Regions from separate parts of the Homo sapiens genome. Here region 1 is linked to region 2. The links are chromatin contacts, found by Hi-C or POLR2A ChIA-PET in ENCODE. All regions are on one chromosome and are shown on one strand. Each heading gives the region's core, a stretch centred on a gene start or an enhancer-like site at or near the end of the contact. The rest is flanking DNA. Distances are from core to core; before and after follow the strand shown.

Evidence for each region. Hi-C counts contacts between places; a loop is a spot of excess contacts on that map. ChIA-PET counts read pairs that join two places held with the same protein, here RNA polymerase II (POLR2A). Pooled maps may share reads with other maps.
Region 1: a map of upper lobe of right lung shows a loop between it and region 2 (2.6-fold over the local background). The contact joins two enhancer-like sites. A Hi-C loop is called at or near these places in 6 of 168 maps with a recorded cell type or tissue (Right ventricle myocardium superior, gastrocnemius medialis, heart right ventricle and 3 more) and 1 of 50 pooled maps. POLR2A ChIA-PET finds 5 or more read pairs at or near these places in 1 of 52 experiments (MCF 10A).

The regions. Positions count from the first base shown.
Region 1 is chr11:12,040,795-12,046,544 of GRCh38, forward strand. The region is part of intron 1 of LINC02547 (long intergenic non-protein coding RNA 2547); the gene reads left to right. Among named protein-coding and RNA genes, the nearest start is that of LINC02547, 13 kb to the left of the region's middle. Within about 2 kb of position 3,782, at least 27 of the 41 ENCODE cell types and tissues checked have a DNase peak (open chromatin) inside an H3K27ac peak, as active enhancers do.
Region 2 is chr11:11,912,499-11,918,449 of GRCh38, forward strand. The region is part of intron 8 of USP47 (ubiquitin specific peptidase 47); the gene reads left to right. Among named protein-coding and RNA genes, the nearest start is that of USP47, 74 kb to the left of the region's middle. Within about 2 kb of position 4,558, at least 3 of the 41 ENCODE cell types and tissues checked have a DNase peak (open chromatin) inside an H3K27ac peak, as active enhancers do.

The DNA.
Region 1 (5,750 bases), core at 2,532-5,031, 130 kb after region 2:
AATGGCTGGGATGCAGGACACCAAGTCCCTAGGCTGCACACAGCACAGGGACCCTGGGTCCGGCCCACAAAACCATTTGTTCCTCATAGGCCTCTGGGCCTGTGAGAGAGGGGCTGCCTTGAAGACCTCTGACATGTCCTGGAGACATTTTCCCCATTGTTTTGGGGATTAACATTCAGCTCCTCATAACTTATGCAAATTTCTGGGCCGGGCGCAGTGGCTTACGCCTATAATCCCAGCACTTTGGGAGGCCAAGGCAGGTGGATCACAAAATCAGGAGTTCGAGACCAACCTGGCCAATATGGTGAAACCCCACCTCTACTAAAAATTAGGCAGGCATGGTGGCATGTGCCTGTAGTCCCAGCTACTCAGGAGGCTGAGGCAGGAGAATCACTTGAACCCAGGAGGCAGAGGTTACAGTGAGCTGAGATTGCACCACTGCGCTCTGGCATGGGTGTCAGAGTGAGACGTCTTTAATAAAAAAAAAAAAACAGAAAAAAAATTCTGCAGCCAGCTTTAATTTCTCCTCAGAAAATGGGATTTTCTTTTCTATTACATTGTCAGGCTGCAAATTTTCTGAACTTTTATACTCTGCTTCCCTTATAAACTAAATGCCTTTAACAGCACCCAAGTCACCTACTGAATGCCTTGCTGCATAGAAATTTCTTCCGCCAGACACCCTAAACCATCTCTCTCAAGTTGAAAGTTCCACAAATCTCTAGGGCAGGGGCAAAATGCTGCGAGTCTCTTTGCTAAAACATAACAAGAGTCACCTTTGCTCCAGTTCCCAAGTTCCTCATCTCCATCTGAGACCACCTTAGCCTGGATTTCATTGTTCATATTATTATCAGCATTTTGGTGAAAGCCATTCAACAAGTCTCCAGGAAGTTCCAAACTGTTCCACATTTTCCTGTCTTCTGAGCCCTCCAAACTCCTCCAACTTCTGTGTGTTATCCAGTTCCAAAGTAGCTTCCACATTTTTGGGTATCTTTATAGTACTGCCCCATTCCTAGTACCAGACTAATGCTATGTATTAGTCTGTTTTCACGCTGCTGATAAAGAGAAACCCAAGTCTGGGCAATTTACAAAAGAAAGAGGTTTAATGGATTCACAGTTCCATGTGGCTGAGGAGGCCTCACGATCATAGCAGAAAGTGAAAGGCACATCTCACACGGCAGCAGACAAGAGAAGAGAGAATGAGAGCCAAGTAACAGCGGAAACCCCTTCTAAAACCATCAGATCTTGTGAGACTTATTCACTACCACGAAAACAGTATGGGGGAAATTGTCTCCATGATTTAATTATCTCTCACTGGGTTCCTTTCCTAACACATGGGAATTATGGGAGCTACAATTCAAGATGAGATTTGGGTGGGGACACAGCCAAACCATATGAGATGTAGAGTAACGAGAGTCCTTGTGCACTGTTGGTGGGAACATAAAAAGTTACAGCTGCTGTGGAAAAGAGTACGGAAGTTCCTCAAAAAAAAAAAAAATGAGTGAAGCTGCCCACAGTGCGTTAATATCACAGAAAGATTGTAGAAAGATACGCATAACATGGTTGCATTTTCATCGTGGGAAAAACGATGCACTGTATGTATAAAAAGAATGTGTTTGATGATGTAACCATGAGTAAAAAACAGGAAGCATACCAAACCGTTAATGGTTCTGAATGGGTAGGCTTGCAACATTCCTTTGTGGTTATTTACATGCCTGTCTTGTCCCATCTATCTGTCAAGCTCCATTGGCTTGTCTTACTCATCCTTTTTTCCCCTCTTAACGCAGCACTGGTTCTTGGGCATGTGAGGGTTTGGTAAAGTTTTGCAGAATTGAATTGCTAATCATTGCCTCCCCACTTGCTCACCTATACTACAAACCAGAACTTGTTCAACGTCATACGGCTACCTTTAAATATTCTTGTTTTAAGTCTAAGTTCCAAAATATTATATTAGTAAATATGCTGACTTCCCTATACTGCACTCCTCAAGACTTAATGCACAGAAATCCTTAGTAAGTGGGAAGAAACAAAAGATTTGAACAGTAAAAATGCTGCAGGAATCCAGCACTGTTTGAAGGTTGCCTTTCTCCGAAGGTTACTGTTCAGAAAGAGAGGAGAGAGAGACCAACGTATCTCCCTGTACCTTGAAAGCCATTCTCCTCCAAGACATCTGTCAAGAGTTTCTGTCCATGTGGGTTATGGAAATGGTGTTAACTCGTGCAGAATTTTAATTACCTGTCTCAGGGGCCAAATGTATTTATGTATGTATCCATGTCATGATTATTTATTCATTCAATGAATGTTCAGAATCCTACAATATACCAGCTGTAATGCCTCATCATGAAATGTAAAACTGAAGAAAGCGGGGTTCTATTCTCAACGAGGGAGCCTCTGCCCTCACTTTTCTTTTTCATCACTTGAGCACCAATACCGAGCAGCCTCGTCTGTTTTTTTTTGCTTGTTTGTTTCCCCCCTGACATAGCATAAACTTAACTCTAGACGATTGTGTAGGATTGCTGCTGGAGTCCTGGATGCTAGTCTTTTATTTTATTTTTTAGTGACACTCACTCACTTTGTGTCCTAAAGCAAGCCCAGTTCCGTCTCTGTGCCTTGGTCTCGCCTCAGACAAATGGGGTATCCATTTGCCCTGCCAAACTCTAAGGGGTATTGTGAGGGCCAGACAGGGCAACAGATGCTGAAAGCATTTGAAATGAACAGAGCTGTGTAGAAGTGTCAGGCAGTACTCTTCCTGTGCCCCGGGTCACCGTAACTTGAAGAGCATCTGGACATATGTCAGAGAAAATAAAAACTGTTTTTGTTTCTCAGTGAAAATACCTGCCTTTTGAGACTTTCATTTAAAATGAAAACATTCCAAAGTAGTATGTGATCTTGAACAAGTCATTTTCCTCTCTGAGTCTCAGTTTATTCTCCTATAAAATAAGCCAGTGAGACTAGATGGATACATTTCAAATTCTGCTCTAGAAAATTCTTCACTGGGAAGAGATTCTTTTATCCCCACATCTGCAACCAGAACCACCATATATTTTTCAAATTTTACCCTCATTTTACTTATTTGGCTTCTATGTGAGGTCTTTTTGGTTTTCTTTTTCTTTTAAAGTGAAAGTAAGTTTATTAACAAAGTAAGAAAATAAAAGAATGGCTACTCCATAGTCAGGGCAGTGGCTTCTGTTTTGTTTTGTTGTTTTTCCTAAATAAAAATCCTAAGGCTAAAACAAAAAAAGAAAACCAGAACACGGCTAGATCACCTGTAGGGCCATTCTTCCCGGCCTTCGTGTCTGCACACGGAAGACCCACGTGCTTTCTGCTTAACGTGTGTGCATTCCTCTTGTATGTGTCAGGCGTGCACGAGGCCTCTCAGGACAGAATTCCTTTGCAGGGGGATTGACAATGAGTCATAACCTGCTTGACTTTTAAGTGTGCACTCAGAGATGACCATTTTTTATAGCAGAATTCCCGAGTCTAAACAACCTTTGGCAGCTGAAGACTGAGAATGAAATTCACCAACCAGTCCAGGGAAAACCTCTTCCAAAAGCTGTAATATTTTTGTTGGATGCAGGTGTGACCCGTGGTCTTGCCGTGGGGGAAGGGAATGGCTGTGGGAACAGTGCCACCTTGTGGCCATTTTTATGAGCAGACACTACCCAGTGCTGAGCTGAGGGCTGGTTCCTGGATGGTTACACTCCTGAAGAGGGACTTTCATTTTGGGATTGGGAAGGGGCCCAGAGATACACTGAGACCAGAGCCAGTCCCCACCTGGCAGCAAGCTCAGCTGCCTGAGTCAGAAGCCCTTCTCCAAAGTTACCACACTCCTGAGGCCCAGGAAGGCTGCCAGGCTGGGCGTGTGGTTATTGGGAGGGTCATGTGGCTGTCACTAGCAGGAACGTGTCTGGATATGGGAGTGGGAGGCAGAGTCTGAGAGGAGACAGAACAAATTTCACAATGGCCATGGCTGAGCCCCAGTTGGGAAGACGGTGACCCAGGAAGTATGCAAAGTGGTGGCAGGAGGGTGGTGTCCTCTTGTCTAGAAACCCAGGAGGCCTACAAAGCAGAGAGGACTCTACCTGTCCCCTCACCCCTGACCGTAGCCTGGGGCCTAAATGAGCCCTCCTACTCTCCGCCTTGCTGCCACGCCACCATCCCTGGCACAGGGTTCCTGGGAGGACAAAACGAGATGGATGAGGCTTAACACAGCATCTGGTGCGTGGGAAGCCCTCAGACATCCCTGTGCCTGTCCCCTCCCTCTCCTACTCTGTGCACTAGACATTGGAGTGACAACAATGAACCCAGCACAGCTGCTGTCAGAACTCACAGGCTGGCTGGGCGTGATGGTGCACACCTGTAATCCCAGGACTTTGGGAGGCTGAGATGGGAGGATCGCTTCGGTCTGGGAGTTGGAGACTAGCTTAGGTAACATATGGAGATTCCGTTGTTACAAAAGATAAAAAACAATCAGCCAGGTGTGGTGGCACGCTCCTATAGGTTCAGCTACTCAGGAAGCTAAGGTAGTGATCACTTGAGCCCAGGAAGATGAGGCTGCAGTGAGCTGTGATCACACAACTGCACTCCAACCTGGGTGACGGAGTGAGACCCTGTCTCAAAAAAATAAAAAATAAGAAGGACAGGTGTGGTGGCTCATGCCTGTAATCCCAGCACTTTGGGAGGCTGAAGTGGGAAGATTATTTGGAGTCAGGAGTCCAAGACTAGCCTAGGCAACTTAACAAGACCCTGTCTCCACAAAAAAATATAAAAATTAGCCAGGCATGGTGGTGTGCCCTGTAGTCCCAGCTACTCAGGAGGCTGAGGTGGAGGATTGCTGGAGCCCAGGAGTTCAAGACTGCAGTGAGCCATGATTATGCCACTGCACTCCAGCCTAGGGGACAGAGTGAGACCCTGTCTCAAAAAAAAAAAAAAAAAAAAAGGTAAAAAGAAACACCATAAAAATAAATTTAATAATAATACATTTAATAAGATATATCCAATATCTTGTCATTTTAAAATGTAATTAAAATAAAATTCAGTAATTAAAATTCATCAACTTCCCTAAGAGCTGGAAAATTAATGAAATATTTTATATTCTTGTTTTCTATGCTGCTTGAAATTCTGTGTGTATTTTACACCCACAGCACATCTCAATTTGGACTCACCACATTTCAAGCCCTAAATAGCCACATGTGGCTAGTGGCTACTGCACGGCACAGCACAGGGCTGGTGCAAGGAAAGGCGCTCACACACATATACACAATACACACACATACACAAATACACACACACACACATATCCACACACATACAAACACACACATGCACATACACACACATGCACACACACACACAAACATATATACACACACACATATACACACCCAGAGGTCAGTAAGTTACTGGTCAGTAACTTTATAAGGGGCACAAAGTTGATGGGTGATATGGTTGGGCTCTCTGTCCCCACCCAAATCTCATCTAGAATTGTAATCCCCACGTGTGGAGGAAGGGACTTGGTAGGAGGTGATTGGATCATGGGGGCTGTTTTCCCCCTTGCCATTCTAGTGATAGTGAGTTCTCATGAGATCTAATGGTTTAAAAGCGTGTGGTAGATTCCCTTGCTCTCTGTCCTGCCACCATGTGAAGAAGGTCCTTGCTTCCTCTTCGCCTTCCGCCATGATTGTTAGTGTCATGAGGCTTCCCAGTCATGCTTCCTGTTAAGCCTGTGGAACTGTGAGTCAGTTAAACCTCTT
Region 2 (5,951 bases), core at 3,308-5,807:
AATAGTCCTGTAACTGTTAAGGTAATTACATTTATAATTTAAAACCTCTTGAAAGGAAATCTCCAAATCTTGATTGTTTCACTGGATACTTGTATCAAACATTCGAAGAACAGTGAACACCAGGTCTGTACAATTTCTTTTCAAAAAAAAAGAAAGGAAGAGGAGGAAACCCATAGTCCTGTGACACTATTCTTACCTGATATTAAACCAAGACAGTTCTTAAAAAAAACAGTATCCCTTATATGTGTAGTTGGTAAAATTCTTTCCAAAATATTAGCAAATGGAATTAAGCAATTTATAAAAAGAATTATATATTGTGACTAGGATTGATTTCCGGGATTCAAGACTGGTCAGTATTTTAAAAATCAATGAGTATAATCTTCCATATTAACGAGCCAAAAAAGAAAATTCATATGATCATATCGATTTAGAAAAGGTGCTTAATAAAATTCAAAATTCACTTATAATAACTCAGATTACTAGGAATAGAGGGAAATTTCCTCAACTTGATTAAAAAACGTATCTAAAATATCTATAGCTAACATCATACTTCATTGTGAGAGACTGCTTTCTTCCTAGGGAATGGCACGCTTGTCTAGGCAAGGATGTCTGCTCCTACCACTCCTTTTCAGCATAGTCCTAGAAGTCCTAGCCAACACAGTAAGGTAAGAAGAGGAAATGAAAAGCACTACTAAAGGAAGAAATAAAATTGTCTGTATTTTTAGGTGATATGATTATCTATGTAGAAAATCCCTTGTACAAAAAAAAAAAAAAAAAAACAACACCTGAACTAATACGTGAGTTTAGCAAGGTAGCAGGATAAAAATAACATAAAAAATAAATTGTATTTCAAGATACTAACAATGAACATGTAGAAAGTGAAGTTTAAAATACAATACCATTTATAATTTTGCAAAAAGAAAAAAGATGGAAATCCAACAAAAAATGTACTGGACCTATGTGTTCAAAACTACAAAACTTTGAAAAGATTATGTTAAATAAGCTAGGACCAGAAAGACAGATATTACATGTTCTCATTTACATGTGGGAACTAAAAATAAAGCTGATCTCATGAAGGTAGAGAGTAGAATGGTAGTTACCAGAGGCTGGGAACAGTGTGTTTGAGAGAGGCGGGGATAAAGACAGGTTGGTTAATAGGTACAAACATACAGTTAGATAGAATCAGTAAGTTCTAGTGTTTGAGAGCAGATTAGAGTGACTATAGTTAACAATATATTGTGTATTTCAAAATAGCTAGAATAGAAGATTTTAAATGTTCCCAATACAAAGAAATGGTAAATGTTCAAGGTGATGGATATCCTAAATAGCTTGACTTGATTCTATGCATGTATCAAGTATCACATGTACTTCATAAATATTTACAGTATTATGTGTCAAAAAAACTTTGAAAAGAATAAATGGAGAAACATACTGTACTTATTAATTGGAAGATTCAATATAGTAAAGATAATTACATAGTCTTAATGCAGTTCCTGTCAAAGTCCAGCAAGATTTTTTGAGGACATATACAAGCTTATTCCAAAATGTATATGGAAGCCTAAGAAACTAGAATAGCTAAGAGTTTTCAAAAATAAAAATAAAGTGGAAGTTACCAGTCTACATGATTTGGAATGGAATACTACTTAGCCAAAAAGACTTATTATATGGCTATAGTAATCAAGACTATGTGATATTGGTAGAGGGGTAGGCAAATAGATCCGTGGAGTAGAATAGAAAACCCAGAAATAGATCCACACAAATATGCCTAATTATTGACTGAGACACAAAAGCAAGTCAATGGAGGAAAAATGGTGTTTCCAACAAATGGTGATGGAACAACTGGACATCCATATCACAAAAATGAACCTTGACTTAAATGACTTTATACAAAAATTAACTCAAAATGGGTCATAAACTTAAATGTAAAATGTAAGACTATGTAACTTTTAGAAAAAACATAGGAGAAAGTCTTCCAGATCTGGGCTAAGCAAAGAGTTTTTAGATTTGCTACCAAAAGTACAGTCTACAAAAGGGACAATTAGCAAACATTAAAATTAAAAATATTTACTCTCTGAAAGCCCATATGATAAAGAGAATCTCCAGACATATTTGCAAGCTGTCTATCTGACAAAGGACTCATATCTAGAATATATAAAGTACTCTCAAGACATCAGTTTAGAAAAATTCATCTAGACAATTGGCAAAAGACATAACATTTCATTAAAGAGGATATACAAATGTCAAATACAGAAAAGATACTCAACATTGCTGGCTATTAGGGAAATGCAAATTCAAACCATAATGAATATATTATTCTTTACCTGCCAGATGGCTACAAATAATGACAGCATGGAAATCTGGTGACTATGTGGAGAAACTGTATCACACATACACTGCTGGTGGGAATGTGAAATGTTATGGGTAGTTTCTTATAAAATGACACGTGCAGTTACCATAAACTCTAGCAATTGAACTATTGGTCATTTATCCCAGAAAAATTGAAATTTATGTTTACATGAAAACCTGTGCACAAATATTTATTCCATCTTTGTTTTTAATATTCAAAACTGGAATCAGCCCATATCTGCTTCAGTAAGTGAATGGTTTAACAAACTGTGGTTCATACAAACCATGAAATAGTACTTAGCAATAAAAAGGAACAAACTATTAATAAACACAAAAACTTGAAAGAATATCCAGGGAATTATTCCGAGTGAAAAAAGCCAATCTCAAAAGGTTATTACATACTTTATGATTCCATTTATGTAATACTTTTGATATGACAACCTTTTAGAACTGTGGGACAGATTAACCATTACCAGGTCTTACGGATTTGGTGGGAGCAGGGAGAGGAGAAGCAGGTGGTTGTGGCTATAAGAGGGTGGCACAAGTTATCCTTGCATAGGAACTGTTCAGTCTTTTGACGGGTGTTGAATATATGAACCTCTACAGGTGATAGAATTGTATGGAACTTAATAGACACATATACACAGGCAAATGAGTGCACTAAAGCTGGGAAAATCTGAATTAGATAGGTGTATGAATGCCAATATCATGGTTATGATATGCCATAGTTTTGCAAAATGTTTCCAGTAAACTGGGGGAAGTGTACAAGAGGTCTCTGTATGTTATTTCTTACGATTGCATATGAATTTACAATTATCTCAAAAGTTTCAATGAAAAAAAAAGTAGACAGCTTAGGTAAAAGTATATAGGCCTTTTCCTAGTTAAAAAGTAGTAATGTTAAAGTATATATTCGGGAAAGACAGTTGAATATATTTTTAAGGAAAACATCATGTTCCTGTATATCAGTAGTACCAAAATTGCTTAGTACATCAAAATCAGGAAATAATTCTCAGTGGTGGATCTACTTTCTTTTTTTGTTCATGTAAAAATTGAAGTATGGTGTTTTAACACTCATTTCTCTATTCAAAATTAAGTAGATTTTAATTGATGAATAATTCATATGTACACATAAATGGTTAAAAAAAGGATTTATAGGCAATACCATTCCTTGCATATACCTTTTGATTGCACTGTGCCTGGATTATTTGCATTAGCTCTAAAATTGGAATAACCCGTATTGTTTTTGATTGGAGAACTAAGGATGTAAGAATTCTTTATATTCTATCCTGAATTCTGAAAATTATAGTGTAAAAGGATGTGCAGGCTGGGCATGGTGGCTCACGCCTGTAATCCTAGCACTTCGGGAGGTCAAGGCAGAGGATTGCCTGAGCTTAGGAGTTTGAGACCAGCCTGGGCAACGTGGTGAGATCCTGTCTCAAATAAGTAAATAAAAAGATGTGCAGAATTACATTTTGCATAATATATGGGGAGCAGTAAGATCTAGAATATGAAACTGTTGTCACTCTGGAATTATCAACATGGTACTCTGACTGAATTAAATATTCTCAAATGAGCAGAACAAAACCTGGTATCCAAAAACTTAAGCAAAGAAATAGATTTAAAAAACAAAAACAATGCTGTAAGAAATGAAGTGGGAATTCATCAAATTCAGGAAAGAAACAGAAGAAAAAGACAAAAATATCTTAGAAGTGAAGAATAAATTAAAAAATGCTCAAGAGAAAATAGAAAGAAGATCTAATGAAGGACATTGAATGGAAATGAGATTTTTGTAAAAGTAAAAAGGATCTCAGAAAAAAAAAATTGAAAGAGAAGACCAGCAAAGGGTGTCCAACATAATTGGAGTCTGTGAAGAAGAAAAATAAAACAGTGGACCAGAACTAATAGATAAACTGTAATTCAGAGAAAGTTTCTGGGAATAAGGGAAATGTCAAGTCTACCTTTTGAAGGACCTGGAATGATAAACTCTGAGATGTATTTTAGTAAACTATTAAAGATGAATTGAGGCCAGTCACAGTGGCTCATGCCTGTAATTCCAGCATTTTGAGAGGCTGAGGCAGGAGGATCCCTTGAACCCAGGAGTTTGAGACCAGTTTGGGCAACATATTGAGACCATGTCTCTACAAAAAAATAAAAAATCAGTTATCAGTTGTGGTGGAATGTGCCTGTGGTCCTAACTATTCAGGAGGCTGAGGTAAGAGAATTGCTTGAGCCAGGGATTTCAAAGCTGCAGTGAGCCAGCACACCACTGCATTCCAGCCTGGATGACAGAGCAAGACCTCATCTGAAAAAAAAGATGAATTGGGTTGGCATCATATTTCAGAAGAACAACATGCAAATCCTGCCAACAGAGTAGCAATTTCCAGAAATTCAAGAAAGTACCAGCCAAGGATTTGATAGCCAGGCAAGTGTTTCTTAATTATGACAGCTATAAAAAGACAAGTTTGAATATTCAGGAACTCATTGGGTATTATATCCATGAGCCATTGAGGAGTTCATTAGAGGATGAGCTTAACCCAACCAAGAGATCACGGGCAGCTTCGGCAAAAGAACTGTGAGCACTTACTATATTAAATTAAGGCCTAAATACAAGGGTGGGAACACGGGAACAGCAGAGTAGTATGTAATGTTACATGTTAGACAAAGTACAAATAATACCACTTTTTAGAAGGGGGAGAGAAAGGGAGAGCAGAATAAGATCACAGACTGTTGTGTGGGTGGGGAATAAAGGAGACCATTTAAAACTGGCAGACACTGAAAGCTTAAGAAAGAGTAAACAGGGTGGGGGTGGGTGGGAAAAAAAGAGGTCCAAGGACACTAACAAAACTATAAATGCAAAAGTAACTGTAGAATAAAATTACAAACCTTGCTAAATACCAAAAGAAAATGTAAAAAATAACAAAGGAACACAATAAATATTACCTAACACACACAGTAATTACACAGTAGTGACTGAGATAGGACCAAGCATACCAGTCATATCAAATATGAGTGGGCTTAAATTGCCTATTAAAAAGATTTTCAAGTTGGTTCAGAAAGCAAACATTAAAATTTGATTTAGGCAGGAATCTGTAAGTGGATGTTAAAATCAAGGGTGGAAGATTTGGTAAGGCTCAGGATTTTTGCATGGTCTCCAAGTATCTCCTTACAGATTGCTTATTAGCCGCGAGAGTAAAAATAATAACTATATGGTAGAGAGACTGGACAATACCTTGACCAGATAATTAAAGCTAATATCACCAAAGAGAAAGTTAGGTACATCATGGCCTGTGACTATGCTACCCTTAGAAGGGCACATCTTTGCTAATGTCATAGTAGCCTAGCAAGGAATGTATAAATCTAATAATGAAGAACATCAGACAAACCCAAATTGCAGAACATTTTATAAAATAAGTGGCCTCTGTTCTTCAAAAAATATCAGTGTTATGAAAGAAAGGCAAACTCTGGAATGCCTCGAGATTAAAGGAATCTCAAGAGACCAAACAAAATCTGTGGCCTTGAGACAGATTGTGTACTAGATGGAGAGAAATACATTGTTAAGGTAATTGACAGAATTGGAATATGGCTGATGAAAGTACTTTATCAGT